Linked DNA regions of Homo sapiens: all the other regions are linked to region 3. Evidence: chromatin contacts called from ENCODE Hi-C or POLR2A ChIA-PET data. All regions are on one chromosome and are shown on one strand. The core of a region is the stretch at or near the end of the contact, and the rest is flanking DNA. Distances in the headings are between cores, read along the strand shown.

Evidence for each region. A loop is a pair of places that touch in the nucleus more often than their neighbours do. ChIA-PET counts read pairs that join two places held with the same protein, here RNA polymerase II (POLR2A). Pooled maps may share reads with other maps.
Region 1: a pooled map shows a loop between it and region 3 (7-fold over the local background). The contact joins the promoter of KLF2 here to the promoter of JUNB in region 3. A Hi-C loop is called at or near these places in 9 of 50 pooled maps. POLR2A ChIA-PET finds 5 or more read pairs at or near these places in 2 of 52 experiments (K562 and activated B cell).
Region 2: a map of CD8-positive, alpha-beta T cell shows a loop between it and region 3 (8-fold over the local background). The contact joins the enhancer-like site here to the promoter of JUNB in region 3. A Hi-C loop is called at or near these places in 1 of 168 maps with a recorded cell type or tissue (CD8-positive, alpha-beta T cell) and 2 of 50 pooled maps. POLR2A ChIA-PET finds 5 or more read pairs at or near these places in 2 of 52 experiments (CD4-positive, alpha-beta T cell and activated B cell).
Region 4: a pooled map shows a loop between it and region 3 (7-fold over the local background). The contact joins the promoter of ELAVL1 here to the promoter of JUNB in region 3. A Hi-C loop is called at or near these places in 1 of 50 pooled maps. POLR2A ChIA-PET finds 5 or more read pairs at or near these places in 2 of 52 experiments (A673 and Panc1).

The regions. Positions count from the first base shown.
Region 1 is chr19:16,323,082-16,326,585 of GRCh38, reverse strand. It overlaps KLF2 (KLF transcription factor 2), which reads right to left and starts at 1,760. Exons shown (of 3, transcript NM_016270.4): 1 at 1,588-1,760; 2 at 554-1,370. The coding sequence starts at 1,662. KLF2-DT (KLF2 divergent transcript) reads left to right here and starts at 1,916. Exons shown (of 2, transcript NR_186323.1): 1 at 1,916-2,279. RefSeq lists silencers at 533-622, 1,093-1,142, 1,173-1,422, 1,513-2,242, enhancers at 422-1,192, 1,193-1,965 and a promoter at 1,615-2,450.
Region 2 is chr19:16,370,160-16,373,280 of GRCh38, reverse strand. The region is part of intron 22 of EPS15L1 (epidermal growth factor receptor pathway substrate 15 like 1); the gene reads left to right. Among named protein-coding and RNA genes, the nearest start is that of KLF2, 47 kb to the right of the region's middle. RefSeq lists enhancers at 1,179-1,248, 1,389-1,558. Within about 2 kb of position 1,605, at least 22 of the 41 ENCODE cell types and tissues checked have a DNase peak (open chromatin) inside an H3K27ac peak, as active enhancers do; they include CD4-positive, alpha-beta T cell and CD8-positive, alpha-beta T cell, where a contact is called at or near this core.
Region 3 is chr19:12,789,961-12,793,428 of GRCh38, reverse strand. JUNB (JunB proto-oncogene, AP-1 transcription factor subunit) reads right to left here and starts at 1,943. Exons shown (of 1, transcript NM_002229.3): 1 at 114-1,943. The coding sequence starts at 1,657. The coding sequence ends at 614. It also overlaps a transcript of HOOK2 not described here. RefSeq lists enhancers at 1-80, 1-94, 1,969-2,580, 2,881-3,380, silencers at 1,145-1,254, 1,625-2,204, 3,065-3,468 and cis regulatory regions at 1,684-2,238, 3,078-3,468.
Region 4 is chr19:8,003,679-8,007,084 of GRCh38, reverse strand. ELAVL1 (ELAV like RNA binding protein 1) reads left to right here and starts at 1,444. Exons shown (of 6, transcript NM_001419.3): 1 at 1,444-1,590. LOC105372266 (a long non-coding RNA gene) reads right to left here and starts at 1,272. Exons shown (of 4, transcript XR_936302.2): 1 at 1,127-1,272. RefSeq lists silencers at 1,069-1,558, 1,789-1,988, 2,019-2,068.

The sequences.
Region 1 (3,504 bases), core at 511-3,010, 3.5 Mb before region 3:
TTCTAAGACACGGAATCTCTCAAGGTTTCCCAGCGAACACTCCCTCCCCAAGGTCCTGAGCCTTGTCCCCAGAGGAGTCCCAAGCCTGAGCGCCCTCCCCAACTTCCTGAGACGCAGCATCTCCCCGGGGTTCCTAAACGCGCACCTACTCCCCAACTACCTGAGCCTCAGCCCCGGGGATTCTGAGCCAAGTGCCCAGCGGCTCCTAAACCTGCTCCCCCTCCCCAACTTTCTGAGACTGTCTCCCTAGCCACGCCTCCAGGAGGTTTTCTAAGTGCTCTTCCCAACCTCCGGAGGCCCCCCTCGTCCTAAGCGTGCAAGCCCCCACCCCAACCTCTCGGATCACACTTCCTTAGGGAGTGTTCCTGTGTGCCCCCCCAACCAACCTCCCGAGCCACGCCTCCTGGGGAGTCCTAAGCGTGCACCACCTGCCAGATCCCCCTGAGCCACGCCCCAAGGGAGGTCCTAAATTCATTTTCTGGCGCGCGCTGGGAATCCGACCTCTCCTCCCGCGTCCCCCCGCCTGCGCTCCTGGCTCGTGCGTGCCGCCCACCTGTGTGCGTGCGCAGATGCGCCTTCAGATGCGAACTCTTGGTGTAGGTCTTGCCGCAGCCCGCGTAGCTGCAGGTGTGAGTGGCGGTGCGTTTGCGGGGCCAAGAGCGGCGGCCGCGCTTTGGCTTGGCCTCCAGCAGCTCCAGCGGGGACGCAGGCGGCGTGAGGAGACCGCGGGCGGCGGGGGGCGCCAGGCCCAGGGCTGCCGCGGCGGCGGCCGCGTCGTCGAAGAGACCGAAGGCTGGGGGCGCAGGCGGCGCGTAATGCAGGCCGGGCCCGGGCGCGCCGAAACCAGGGCCACCGAAAGGCGGCGGGAAGGAGGCGCGCGGACCGGGCGCGGGCAGGCGCGCGGGGCCGTCGGGGCTGAGCGGCGGTGTGTCGGGCGGCGGCGGGGGGCGGCCCCCGGGACCTCGCATGCACGAAGCCGCCGGGCCCGGGGCGCCCTCGCGCTTGAGGCCGCGCGGTCCACGGGTCAGCCCGGGGGCGCAGCCGTAGCCGCCGCCGCCGTCCGCTTCAGGGGGCTCGGCCTTGACCAGGCGGCCGGGCGGCGCCAGCAGAAAGCGGCCGTGCAGTGCGGGCCCCAGCGGCGCATCCAGCTCGGGTCGCAGCAGCTCAGACACCAGGCCACCCGCGGGGGCGCTGTAGGGCGGGGGCGCGCCGGGTTCGGGGTAATAGAACGCAGGCGGCGGGGGCGGCGGCGGCGGCTCCGGGGCGGCCTCGGCGCCCAGGCCATCCAGCCCCATGGACAGGATGAAGTCCAGCACGCTGTTGAGGTCGTCGTCGGTGCCGCCGGACTCGGGTTCGGCGCGCGGCCAGCGCTGCGGGCGACAGGGCAATGGGCGTGAGCGGGCGGCGGGGCTCGGGGGGCGCTGCTTGCCTTTTACCACCCTAAGTCCGCGATCCCCGTGGCCCGCATCCTCCTCTCCTGAGTCTGCAGTCCCCGCCTTCGCGTCCTGTCACCCCGCAGCCCACGTTCTACTACCCCGAGCCCGCCGCCCACGGTCCCGGCCGCCCCGCCGTCCCCGCCGCCCTCACCTCCTGCAGGCCGCGCTCGCGGCACGGGCTGGCGAAAGTGGAGAAGGACGGCAGGATGGGTTCACTCAGCGCCATGGCCGGGACCCGGGGAGAAAGGACGCGGACGGGGACACCGGTGAGTGGCTGCCCGAGGCCGGGCTGGTCGGGGCGCGGGCGGGCGGGGACGGCTCTGTGGGCCGCGGCCGGGCCCGCCCAAGCCTTATAGGCGCGGCGCGCGCGGGGGCCGGGCCAAAGCGGCGGCGGCGGAAACGCGTCCCGGATGGGGACGAGCTCCGGGCGCAGCCTAAATTTAGCCGCGGTATATAAGCCGGCGGGCGGCAGCGGCCGTGGCCACTGCGGCGGCCTGGGCCTTGCGCTGACAGCCCGGCCCCTCGCGCGCCGCCAGGGCCGCGCCTCCCCCTCTCCCGGGCCCCGCCCCCGCCCGTCTCCCCGGCGACGTTGTCAACACGCGCTCCACAACAGCGGCGTGACGCTCAGGGATCCCCCGGGCGCCCCGGGCTCCCGCCTGCGCGAGCATCCCGGGGACCTGGAGCGGGGGCGGTGTCGGGGCCTCTCAGAGACTCTCAGGGGAGCACCGGGCTTGGCGGTCTCCCCGGATCCCTTGACGGAAGGGGAGATTGGCTCCAGCCTCAGAGAGGGCTGCAGAACCCTGGATGGATGGGAAGTCTGGAGTCTCCAGGATTCATGGATGGGTGAGGCTGGGCCCCTCATCTGTTGTGGGACCACCCAGAGGGACCCACCGTGTGCACATCACCCTGTAAAAAAAAACACCTTGTGTAGACCTGGTGCAGTGGGTCACATCTGTAATCCCACCGCTTTGGGAGGCTGAGACAGGAGGATCACTCGAGGCCAGGAGTTCAAGACCAGCCTGGGCAACACAGTGGCCCCCATCTCTTAAAAAATAAAAAAAATTAGCTGGGTGTAGTGGGAGGCTGAGGTGGGAGGATCGCTTGAGCCCAGGAGGTCGAGGCTGCAGTGAGATACAATCACACCACTACACTCCAGCCTGGGTGACAGAGGAGACTGTCTCAAAAAAACAAACAAAACAAAACTTTTGTGTGGTAACATCAAGACACATTAAATCTTTGACATTTGAGACACCCACCCCCTCCTCCCCAACCTCAATAAGCCCGTCAAGTGCAGGGAAACTGAGGCAGAGGTGGCTGGGAGAAGTTGGAGTTGCGGCAGGCACAGGCAGGCTGGGTTCCTTTACTGACTTCCATAAATGAATTAAGTAACTCAGAGGACGGTGATGACAGTCATTCCCCCAATACAGCTCCAGCATCGGGGGCATCAGAGGACAATGCTGCCCAATGGGTCCCTTCAATGCTCCACCTCTGTCCCCCACACCATATCCCTGCTGGCCAGGGACTGTCACTCCTGTTACAACTGTCTGCCAGCCCTGGGTAGGCACTGGGGACACAGTAACCAAGAGATAGACAAGATCCCTGCCCTAGGGGACCTCCACTTTAGTGAAGGAGGGAAGGATAGAGGTTTATTCATTTGAGTTTTTTTGAGACAGGGTCTCCCTCTGTTGCCCAGTCTGGAGTGTAGTAGTGCAATCACAGCTCACTGCAGCCTCGAACTCCTGCGCTCAAGAGATCCTCCTGCCTTAGCCTCCCAAGTAGCTGGGATTACAAGGTGCACACCACCATGCCTGGCTAAATTTTTTTTTTTGTATTTTTTTGTAGAGACGGGGTCTCACTATGTTGCCCAGGCTGGTCTTGAAGTCCTGGGCTCAGGCGATCCACCCGCCTCGGCCTCCCAAAGTGCTGGGATTACAGGTGTGAGCCATTGCGCCTGGCCTTACTGATAGGGGTTTAAAAAGAAAAATGGAGCAGTAGAAGGGACTAGAAAGTGAGTGTGAGATGAGGGAGTGGGAAGGAGAAAATGGGGAAATTCTGAATCTCACCCAGG
Region 2 (3,121 bases), core at 356-2,855, 3.6 Mb before region 3:
GTGGGTCCCAGCGTGGCTGAGTGAGGAGGAAGGTGAAATGCGACCCCCTGTGAGCCTGGCGGTCGAGCCTTGAGCTGGTGGAGATAGACAGACTGACAAAAAGTCTGAAGGACCCATAGGCTGTCCAGTGGGCAGTCTTAAACATGCACACAGCGTTGACACCTGCACTCATGGAAATCACAATGAAGGAACAAGCTTTTCTGTCATCTCTCCGCCTGGCACATGGAACATGTCTGATGTCCCATGCTCCCATCCAGGGTTTGTCCATCCCAGGGCACCCAGAGGTTTCTAGAACCCTGCTAGGCCTCTGTGCCAGGAAATGGCTGATGTGTGAGGCCAGGACAGGAGAACTGAGGCCGCTTCCTTCTGTCCTCTGGGCAGCCAATTCTGCTAGAATCCAGGGGACTGCTTGATCAGGCTGGTTTCTGGACATTGGAGGAAAGGGAGGCCCCGGGTGGGTCACTTAACCTCCCTGAGCCTCAGTTTTCCTGCCTGACCATGGGACCCACTCAGGCCTAGCAGGTGGGTGTGTGGGTGAAGCGCCTTGCACGGTGACGTGCTGTATGTGGTCTGTAGCCCCCATCCCCACCCTGCGGCACAGGGACCGGGACGCAGGCTTCTGCCATATGGGCACCTTTTCCAGGAAAGACAGGCTGGGCAGCTGAGGTGGCTGCACACATTCTGGGAGTCATTAATTGGGCCCTTTTCTCCCTGTGAGGTCACAGTTTAGTGGAAATCTTTTCCGTTAAAAAAAGCGTGCAGGGAGTTGAACTTCAAAGAGGGCTCCAGCGTCCTCTGTGGGTCATCGCTCATACAGGACCAAATGTGAGTTTGGGTCTGAGTCACGTGTGGCTTTGGTGCCATCTCTTGTGTTCTAGAGGCTGCAGTTTTCAAATTCCGTGGGAGCTGCTTGTCTTATTTTGTTTAAAGGTCAATTGAGGTGAAATTGACATTTGGTGTGGCTGGCATGCAGTGTGGGTGCACGGGCAGACAGGTGTTGACCTGGACAGTCACAGGTGGACCCCTCCACCTGGGAACCTGCAGAGGTTCCTCGAGGGAGAGTTCCGGTCACAGCGTACAGCTGAGTAGCCCACAGTTGGCCATCTGCCCTCAAGGCCACATACTCAGTTCTGTCTCCATCTAAGCCAGAAAGTGCACTCTGGGGACCACCAAGGGCCATCTCCTGGGGCATGCATGGAGCTTTGGTGTGGGCACTAAGTTCTTCTTGCCTGGAGGTCTTTTCAAGAAAGGTGTATCAAGGTATTAAATAACCAGCAGGTGTCTGTTTTGGGCAGAAGAAACTGGTTTCTTTCAGGCAGATGCAGCACAGACCCGGCAGGCTGCCGAAACCTGTCAGTTAGAGTTAGGTTAAAGTTAGCCGTGGCACACACCTCCCCCAGGTAAACAATGGTATATTTTCTGCAACGGACCGGAGATCAAGATCAGTCAGAGCTCACCGCTGAAGAGTTTCTAGGTAAAAGTTGTTGATTTGCAAAGAGAGAAACAGATTTTTTTTTTAAGTGCAGGAAACGGCTGTGTGGGTGTCAGTGATTGGGCCTCAGCCCTGCTGCGATAGTGGGATCCTGCGACCGGCCCCACCCTTGCCACTTCCTGCCAGCGCGGCCCTGCGTTGCGGTTCCTGCCTGCAGCGCCCGGTGACACCAGCCAGCGCAGTTCTACCGCTAACCAGCCAGTCACCTTTAACCTCTCCCCAATTTAATGATTATTTTATTACTGCTAATGACCTTTTCACCTCCTAAACAAAGCCGCATAGGTGATGGTGATGAGCATGTCTTTTCGCCCCCTCCCCACAGTTGCACTAACGAACAGCTTTTACCTAAGTTTAACCAGCGGCTGTCCTGTTTGATTTGAGCAGCTCTCTCAACAAAAGAAGAAGACAAAAGTCATTCTTCCCCTTGCAAACAAGCCCCTCCCGTACCTGTGTGTGGCATCCACCCAGGGTGGCCGTGAGTTCTTGACCTCCCTGCCGGGGGTGCCACACAGGATGCAGCCACCGAGGAAGCCCTGAGGTCCTAAGTGCTGCCAGCTCTCCCACTTCTCTGAAATGCCAGGCCAACATCGAAACCAGGGCTCAGTGACCTCTCCCCATCATGTGCCCATGTGGGTCCCAAAACCTTTTGTTGATTGCACAAGATCCACTTTAAAAATGGCATCTCCATTTGAACCCTGCGGTTAGCACCTCAGCCTTGAACTTAACTACTTCAATTTCGTTCCCACGATGATCTCAGAGAGATAATCCGGTGGGTACATGTGAAATTCTACAATGGGACAAGTGGTTCCACCATCTCAAGGGGCCTGGAAAATTCTGGCACTTGCCTGCCAGCCAGGATGGGGAGGGGGTCCCAAGGAGCCTAAAACGGCCAACCAGGTGGAGTCCCTCTTTCCTGCCCACGCCCCCCATCCCCCAGCACTGCTGTGTTCAAGGAAGCTTCAGAGCTTCCGTCTGAGCCCTCTGGAAGGTCTGTCTTAGGGCTGGGTGGGACCTGCTGACGGTGCCAAGGAACGGTCCCACTCTGAGAGGGAGGAATGTCAGCCTTGTATGTTTAAACTGACTGCAGGCAGATTGCCGTTTGGAGCACTTTCTGTTCTGTAAAGACCACTGAGTTTGAAAATAGAAGCATTTGCCTTCCTGGGCACACTGTACCCAGAGGCGGATCCAGGGAGTGTCGTGTGACTCGATTATCATCTGGTGTTCAGTGGGGTGCAAATGCTGAGGCCTGGGGGGCTGCAGGGTGGGGTGCAGGCCTAGAGTGGCTGGGCTCCCACCCCAGCATCTGAGTATAGGTGTGAACAGACGGGAGCCATCGCCCTGGGGACATCGGGTGTACCTGCCTCCAGGACACCTCAACCCCTTGCTTGGCACCTGAGGGAGGTGAGGGCTGGGGCAGACGCCTCAGAAGGGGGCTCTGGGTGCAGCTCTGGGCACCGCCTCCCTGCTTTTCTGGCGGGGTGAACATGGCCCCTCATCTTTCATCTCTCCTATTCAAAGCCCTGAGTCAGCGCGCCCCTTGCCTGCCACTGCTAACTGCAAAATATCACATGCACTCGGGCAATGGGGAATCTGGCCATAAAGAGAGCAAAAGTGTCCCCCACCATGGGA
Region 3 (3,468 bases), core at 694-3,193:
CCGACGAGGGGGACACATACAGGACCGAGCCACCAACAGCACTGAGCTGGGGGCAAACCAGTGCTTTTTTTTTTCCCCCCGCCCTCCCAGCTTGGAAAAAAAGACAACAGAAATTAATAAAGAACCAATTTTTTTTTTACTTAAATAGATTCAATAAAAAGAACAAACACACACAAACACAAACACGTCTTAAAATAAACTCTTTAGAGACTAAGTGCGTGTTTCTTTTCCACAGTACGGTGCAGAGAGGGGAGGGCAGGGGGCGGGGGTCCCCTTCCCAATGTCCCCGCGGGCTTGAGTACCAGGCGGCGGGGCCAGCTCCGCCGCGATCGCCCCCTCTTCCCCTCCCTGTTAAATACACAAATATATTATATTCAATATGAATCGAGTCTGTTTCCAGCAGAAAAAAAACATACAAAAAAAAGTGGAAGGGGGGGCTTGTAAACGTCGAGGTGGAAGGACTGGGCGCAGGGTAGGAGGGCCGGAGTCCAGTGTGGTTTGCGGCGCCCCTAGGTCCCAGGGTGGGTGCCCACCGCCTGCTCCCTGGACCCCAGTGGGAGGCGTGTGCCCAGCCGTCCAAGCGAGGGGGTGTCCGTAAAGGGGCAGGGGACGTTCAGAAGGCGTGTCCCTTGACCCCAAGCAGCAGCTGACAGCCGTTGCTGACGTGGGTCATGACCTTCTGTTTGAGCTGGGCCACCTGCTCCCGGAGGAGGCCGGCGGTACTCGACAGCCCCGCGTTCTCGGCCTTGAGCGTCTTCACCTTGTCCTCCAGGCGCGCGATGCGCTCCAGCTTCCGCTTCCGGCACTTGGTGGCCGCCAGCCGGTTCCGCAGCCGCTTGCGCTCCACTTTGATGCGCTCTTGGTCTTCCATGTTGATGGGGGACACCGGCGGCGTGGCGTCCCGGCTGCGCGCCTCCGGCACGGTCTGCGGTTCCTCCTTGAAGGTGGAGGCGCCGCGGCCCAAGCCCAGCTGCGCCGGGTGGCCACCGGCGAAGGGCGGCGCGTGTGGGAGGTAGCTGATGGTGGTCGTCGGGTACGAGCTCCCGGTCCCGACGGCAGCCCCGGCGCCTCCCGAGGACGCAGAGGCTGGGGAGTAGCTGCTGAGGTTGGTGTAAACGGGAGGTGGCTCCGGGCCGGCGTAGACGCCCCCGGGCCCAGCCGGGGGCCCCCCGGTAGCGCCCAGGGACACGTTGGGGGGTGTCACGTGGTTCATCTTGTGCAGATCGTCCAGGGCTTTGACAAAGCCGTCGGCGAAGCCCTCCTGCTCCTCGGTGACGCCGCCCCCTGCGCCCCCTGCACCTCCACCGCTGCCACCCCCGCGGGGGTAAAAGTACTGTCCCGGGGGTGTAGGCGTCGTCGTGATCACGCCGTTGCTGTTGGGGACAATCAGGCGTTCCAGCTCCGAAGAGGCGAGCTTGAGAGACGCGCCGGTGTCCGAGCCCTGACCAGAAAAGTAGCTGCCGCCACCGCCGCCCTCTGGGCCGGGTCCGCGAGCCCCAGGCGCTTTGAGACTCCGGTAGGGGTCGGCCAGGTTGACCGCCAGGCTCGGTTTCAGGAGTTTGTAGTCGTGTAGAGAGAGGCCACCAGGGGCCCGGCCGTATCCCGTAGCTGTGTATGAGTCGTCGTGGTAGAAGGGCTGTTCCATTTTAGTGCACATCCGGGCGGCCCAGGCGGTCTGGGGAGGGTCCCTGCGGGGCCGCTCCGGGCCTCGCTGCAGCGAGCGGCGAGCTCTCCGCTGCGGTGACCGGACTGGGTGCCTGGTCGCGCGTTCTCGGGGGCTGGCGCGGGCGGGTAGCAGCCAGCCGGCAGCTGTGCGCAAAAGCCCTGTCAGGCTTCCCGAGCCCCCGTCGCCCTCTCTGGCGCGATAGCTTTCCTGGCGTCGTTTCCCCCAGCTCCCAGCTCCCTGCTGGCTCCGAGGCTGGCCTGGCCGCTCTCAAGGTCCCAGCCGCTCAGCCTGAGCCACACGCCTTTATACCGCGCTAGTCAGCCACGGAAGTGCGCTCCGATTGGCCGTCGCCGGAGCCGGGCCCCCGCGCCCCCCTCCTCGAGCGTGGGGAAGGGGAGGAGGCGGCTCGCGTCACTGTCAGGAAGCGCGTGTCCTTGTAAACAGCGGCCACGGGCCGGGTGGCTCGGCGGGGCTGCAGGGGGAGGGGCTCAAAGGACCTCGGGGTACGCATGGAAGGAGGTGCTGGGGGGCCCAGGCACATGAGTGAGGGGTTTCAGGGAGGAGGATGATTTCCCTGGAGTCCACTGGGACAAATACCAGGACCTGGTACGCAGCAAGTGGGGTGAGGGTCCCAGTATGTGCGAAGAAACCCCTGAGGTACCCAGAATACGAGAGGGGTAGGAGGACTGACAATCCATTGGGAGACCCCAAAAAGCAGAAATGAGGGTTAAGCACTGTAAATCGGGAGGGTTAAGGAGACACCTGACCCAGGAATTGACTGGGGGTCCCGGGCTCAGAAGGATGCGGGACTGGAATTTTCACAGGACGGAGGAGGGGAGAGATCAAAAGGGGTGAGTGGGTGGAGCTGCATGACCCATTAAATTGCAAGAAATGAGTAGGGGTCCAGGAGCTCATGGGAGCTGAGTCCAGAGTCTGAGGCTCTCCCGTAAGCGGGAAGGAGGCATTAGGGGAAGTCTAGATATGCAGAAAGCTAGTAAGCGGCCTGGGGTACACTGAGGCAGGTAAAATATGCCAGGTAGAAGATGGAGACATGTCTGCCAGAAATTGGGGACCACTGGGGTCATCTGCTAGCCCGGATGAAGGAGAGAGTTAGAAGGGGCCGGACACATCTTCGGAGCAGAGAAGACAATAAGAGGGTACTCAGTTGACATGTGAGGAGGGGGCCTTGAGGGTCCCGCGCACCAGGACTGCTGGATCTTCCACGACTGCTGCTCCCCCTCGATGGTAACCTCTTAGTCATCTGTATTCTCTGTCCCCCATCCTAAAACCCTCCCCTATTGACCCTGGGCTTTGCCCAACACCGTGTCGGCTCCTAGAGCCTGGACCCAGCCCGACGGCTGGGGCGCGGTCGCCCAACCCCACTCCCTTCCTTAGAAACAGGCTGGGGAAAGAGCGCAGAGGCAGGAAGTGTGGCAACAGCCCCGGGGGAAGGAGCCCGGCCCTGTCTCCGTCACTCGGATCCTACGGGACCGTGCGCCCCGCCCTGGGTCCCGCCGCATCCTGCGCCTCGGAAGAGGAACCTGGGCGTGCGAGCCCCCGCGGAGGCCCGGGTGCTTGGAGCCCGCCCAGCCGCGGCAGCCTCCAGCCACCATCCTCTCCCCTCAAGCAATGGTTCCGCCCGCGGTGCCTGCAGGGGACCGCGGAGGCAGGCGGCTTGGGGAGTGTTCCATTGGCCCGACGGCGGGGGACGCAGCCGAGGAGCGGGGCCTGGTCGCCATGGCAACAGGCGGGAGTCCGCGGGCAGGACTGAGCGCGGGCCGGCCCCCGAAGTCTCTCCCCGC
Region 4 (3,406 bases), core at 195-2,694, 4.8 Mb after region 3:
AGGAGGATCACTTAAGTCTAGAAGTTTGAGACCAGCCTAGGCAATACAGCAAGACCTCATCGCTACAAAAAAATAAAACATTAGCCAGGCATAGTGGCACATCCTGTAGTCTAAGCTACTCAGGAATCTGAAGCCGGAGGATTGATTGCCTGAGCTGGGGAAGTTGAGGCTGCAGTTAGCTGTGATCATACCACCGCACTCCAAATTGGGTGACAGAGTGAGATCCTGTCTCAAAAAAAAAAAAAAAAAAAGAAAAACAAAATTGTAGGCCAGGCGCAGTGGCTCAAGCCTGTAATCCCAGCACTTTGGGAGGCTGAGGCGGGCAGATCACGAGGTCAAGAGATACAGATCATCATGGCCAACACGGTGAAACCCCGTCTCTACTAAAAATACAAAAATTAGCTGGTTGTGGTGGCGCAGCGCCTGTAGGCCCAACTACTTAGGAGGCTGAGGCAGGAGAATCGCTTGAACCTGGGAAGCGGAGGTTGCAGTGAGCGGAGATCACGCCACTGCACTCCAGCCTGGCGACAGAGCGAGTCTCCGTCTCAAATAAATAAATAAATAAATAAAAATAAAAAGACTATTATTTTCAGATCATAAAAAAAAAAAAGAAAAAATTAGGCAGAGTGCAGGCATGCCTGTAATCCCAGCTCTTTGGGAGGCGGAGGCAGGAGAATCGCTTGAGTCCAGGAGTTCGAGACCAGCCTGGGCAACAGAACCAGAGCCCATCTTTACATAAAAAAAAATTAAACATGTAGCTTGCATGTATTTCTACTAGGGCATTCTAGGCCAGCGCTGGTTTAGAATGTTAGCCCAATAAGACCAGGTATTTTTTTTCTGCTCACTGCCCATACAGTGATTGACACACAGTAGGCGCTCAATGACATTTTAATGAATGAATGAGATGCTGAGCCTTCGGGAACTGGCTTGCTCAAAGAGCCAGCACCGATGAAGCGCTGACCACGTTCCATGCCCCGCCTCCTCAGCGCACCAGAGAAGGAAACTGAGGCCCGGCAAGGTGACGTCAGCTCCTGCCCAACGGCACGTAGTGCGGAAACGTCGGGGCCGGGATTCGAACCCAGGTTCTGTACCCGTAACCCCGGCGCGCTGACCTTTCCTACCTTACCGGGCGGCGGCAGGACAGACAGGTGCGGGACACACGGCGAGCGCTCAACCAGAGGCGCCGCTCCTCAGCCACCGCCTTCCGTCAGCCTCCGAGGGCCGGAACCCAGTTCGCCCCCTCCGCGGCCATCGCTGGCTGCCCGCGTCTCCGCCGGCCGCGGAGCACTTCGCAGGCGGCGCCGACCGGAAGTCCCGCCTCTCCCGCGCGCCCCGGAGCGCCGCGACAGCTACGCCGGCCAATGAGCAGCGCGCCGTGGCGGACGTCGGCCAATGGGCTCGCGCGCGGGGGGGGCGTGTCCGGGCCGCGGGCCGGAGCGGGTCGTGCGCGCTGAGGAGGAGCCGCTGCCGCCGTCGCCGTCGCCGCCACCGCCGCCACCGCTACCGAGGCCGAGCGGAGCCGTTAGCGCCGCGCCGCCGCCGCCTCCCGCCCGCCCCGGAGCAGCCCCGGGCCCGCCCGCCCGCATCCAGGTGAGGCGGTGGGGGGCCTTCGGCGGCGCCCGACGGGGTAGGCCGCGGCAGGCCTGAGCTCGCCTGGCCTGGCCGCGGGGCGCCCGCGGGCCTGCACCGGCCGAGGCCCAGGCCGCGCCGGACCGGGGGAGGGGACGCGCGCTGGGGCCGCGGCGGGCGGGTCGGGGCGGGCCGGTGTGGGCGCCGGCTACAGGCCCCGGGGCCGGATTCCTCTGGCGCCTCGAGGGACGGGCGAGGGGGATACGGCGTGGGCATGCGCCGGGGGGCCGGGCTGCACGGCCGGGGGCCCCGGTCGCCTTGGAAGCCCGGGCTCCGGGGGCGGGAGAGTGGGGCCAGCTACGGGGGAGCGCCGGGAACGCTTTGAGCGCGCAGAGGTCACGGCCCACGGGCTTGCTCCCCCGGGAAATCCCACAGATTCTTTTGTGGTCGTTGTCAGAGCACCGCGGCCGGTGCGAGGTCCTTTGAGAAGTGTGCAAACCCTTCAGTAGATACACGGGAGTCCTGGGGGAAAAAAAAAATCTAAACTGCATCTTTTTTTGAGCGCCATCTCTAACAAAGCTGTTTGTGGGGCGTGGGACGTTAGGATTTGTAAAATATGTGTGTGTGCCTGTTGGAAACACAAGCTGCACACAGTTGAACAATGGGGGATGGATGCCCTTCCTTCCTTTTCCGGTGCTCTGGGCTGCGGGGCTTGTTAAAATGGGTTTTGGTCCCTACTGTGTGCAGGGCAGGTGGAGAAGAACTTCTGCACAACTTCTGCATGGGCTTCCCGTGGTGGGACTGAGCCCCCTTGCTAGAAAGTGTTCATCTAAGATCCGGATGGCCAGAAATGGGAAGATGAGGAGAATGATCTGTCTAGAGCAGGGTTTCTCGACGTTGGCCCTACTGATGTTTGGGGTCAGATAGTTTTTGGTTGTGGTGGTAGTGGGGGCTTCCCTGTGCAATGTAGGAAGTTGAGCCGTATTCCTGGCCTCTACCCACTAGATGCCAGCAGTATCCCCATGCTCCAAGTCGTGAGGATCAAAAGTATCTCCAAACATTGCCAGATGGCTCGGGTTGCGGGGGAGGGGTCTCTTCCACTCTCACACGCACAGGTGAGAACCATTACTGAACTAAATGCTCTTCCTCCAAAAGTTCTAATGCCCTGGGAGATGCTCCCAAGACCTCGAACAAGCTTGACTCTGTTGAGCCTTAGTTTTCTTATCTATAAAATGGGAAGGACAAAAGTGTGGTGCAAATTGAAGAGGGTGGAAATCCCGTTGCGTTGTGCGTGGTCTGTGCCTGGTAGGCACTGAATAAATGATGTTGTACATAGCCACCAGTATTTATTGAGGATTTACTATGTGCTTGACACTTTGTGGACGTTTGTCTGCAGTCCTTGAGGCAGGTGATGTTATAATTTCCATTAATTTCCATTTTAGAGATGAAGAAACTGAGGCTTAGATGGGTCACTTGATGTGACCAGTCTCATGCACTAAAGTGGCTGCGCCAGGGTTTGAACTCGGGCCCTCTGATTCAAAACCCTTACTCTTAACCACTCGATTGTACTGCTCCTATAATCACAAGGCTCCAGGGCACTCCAGTTGTCATCGAATATTTTCTGTGTGCAAAGTTCTGTGCTGGGATCTATTATCAAATTCTGCAACTTCGAGGCCCACAAAGAGGTTGAGATACACGAACGTCTCAAATGTGGAAGGAAATAATACTGTTTATGTTGATGCATTGGTTTTGAGCAGACAGAGTTTCAGTCTGGATGTGTTGAGTCTGAGATCATGGTGCTATTTCTTTTTTTTTTTTTTTTTTGAGACGGAGTCTC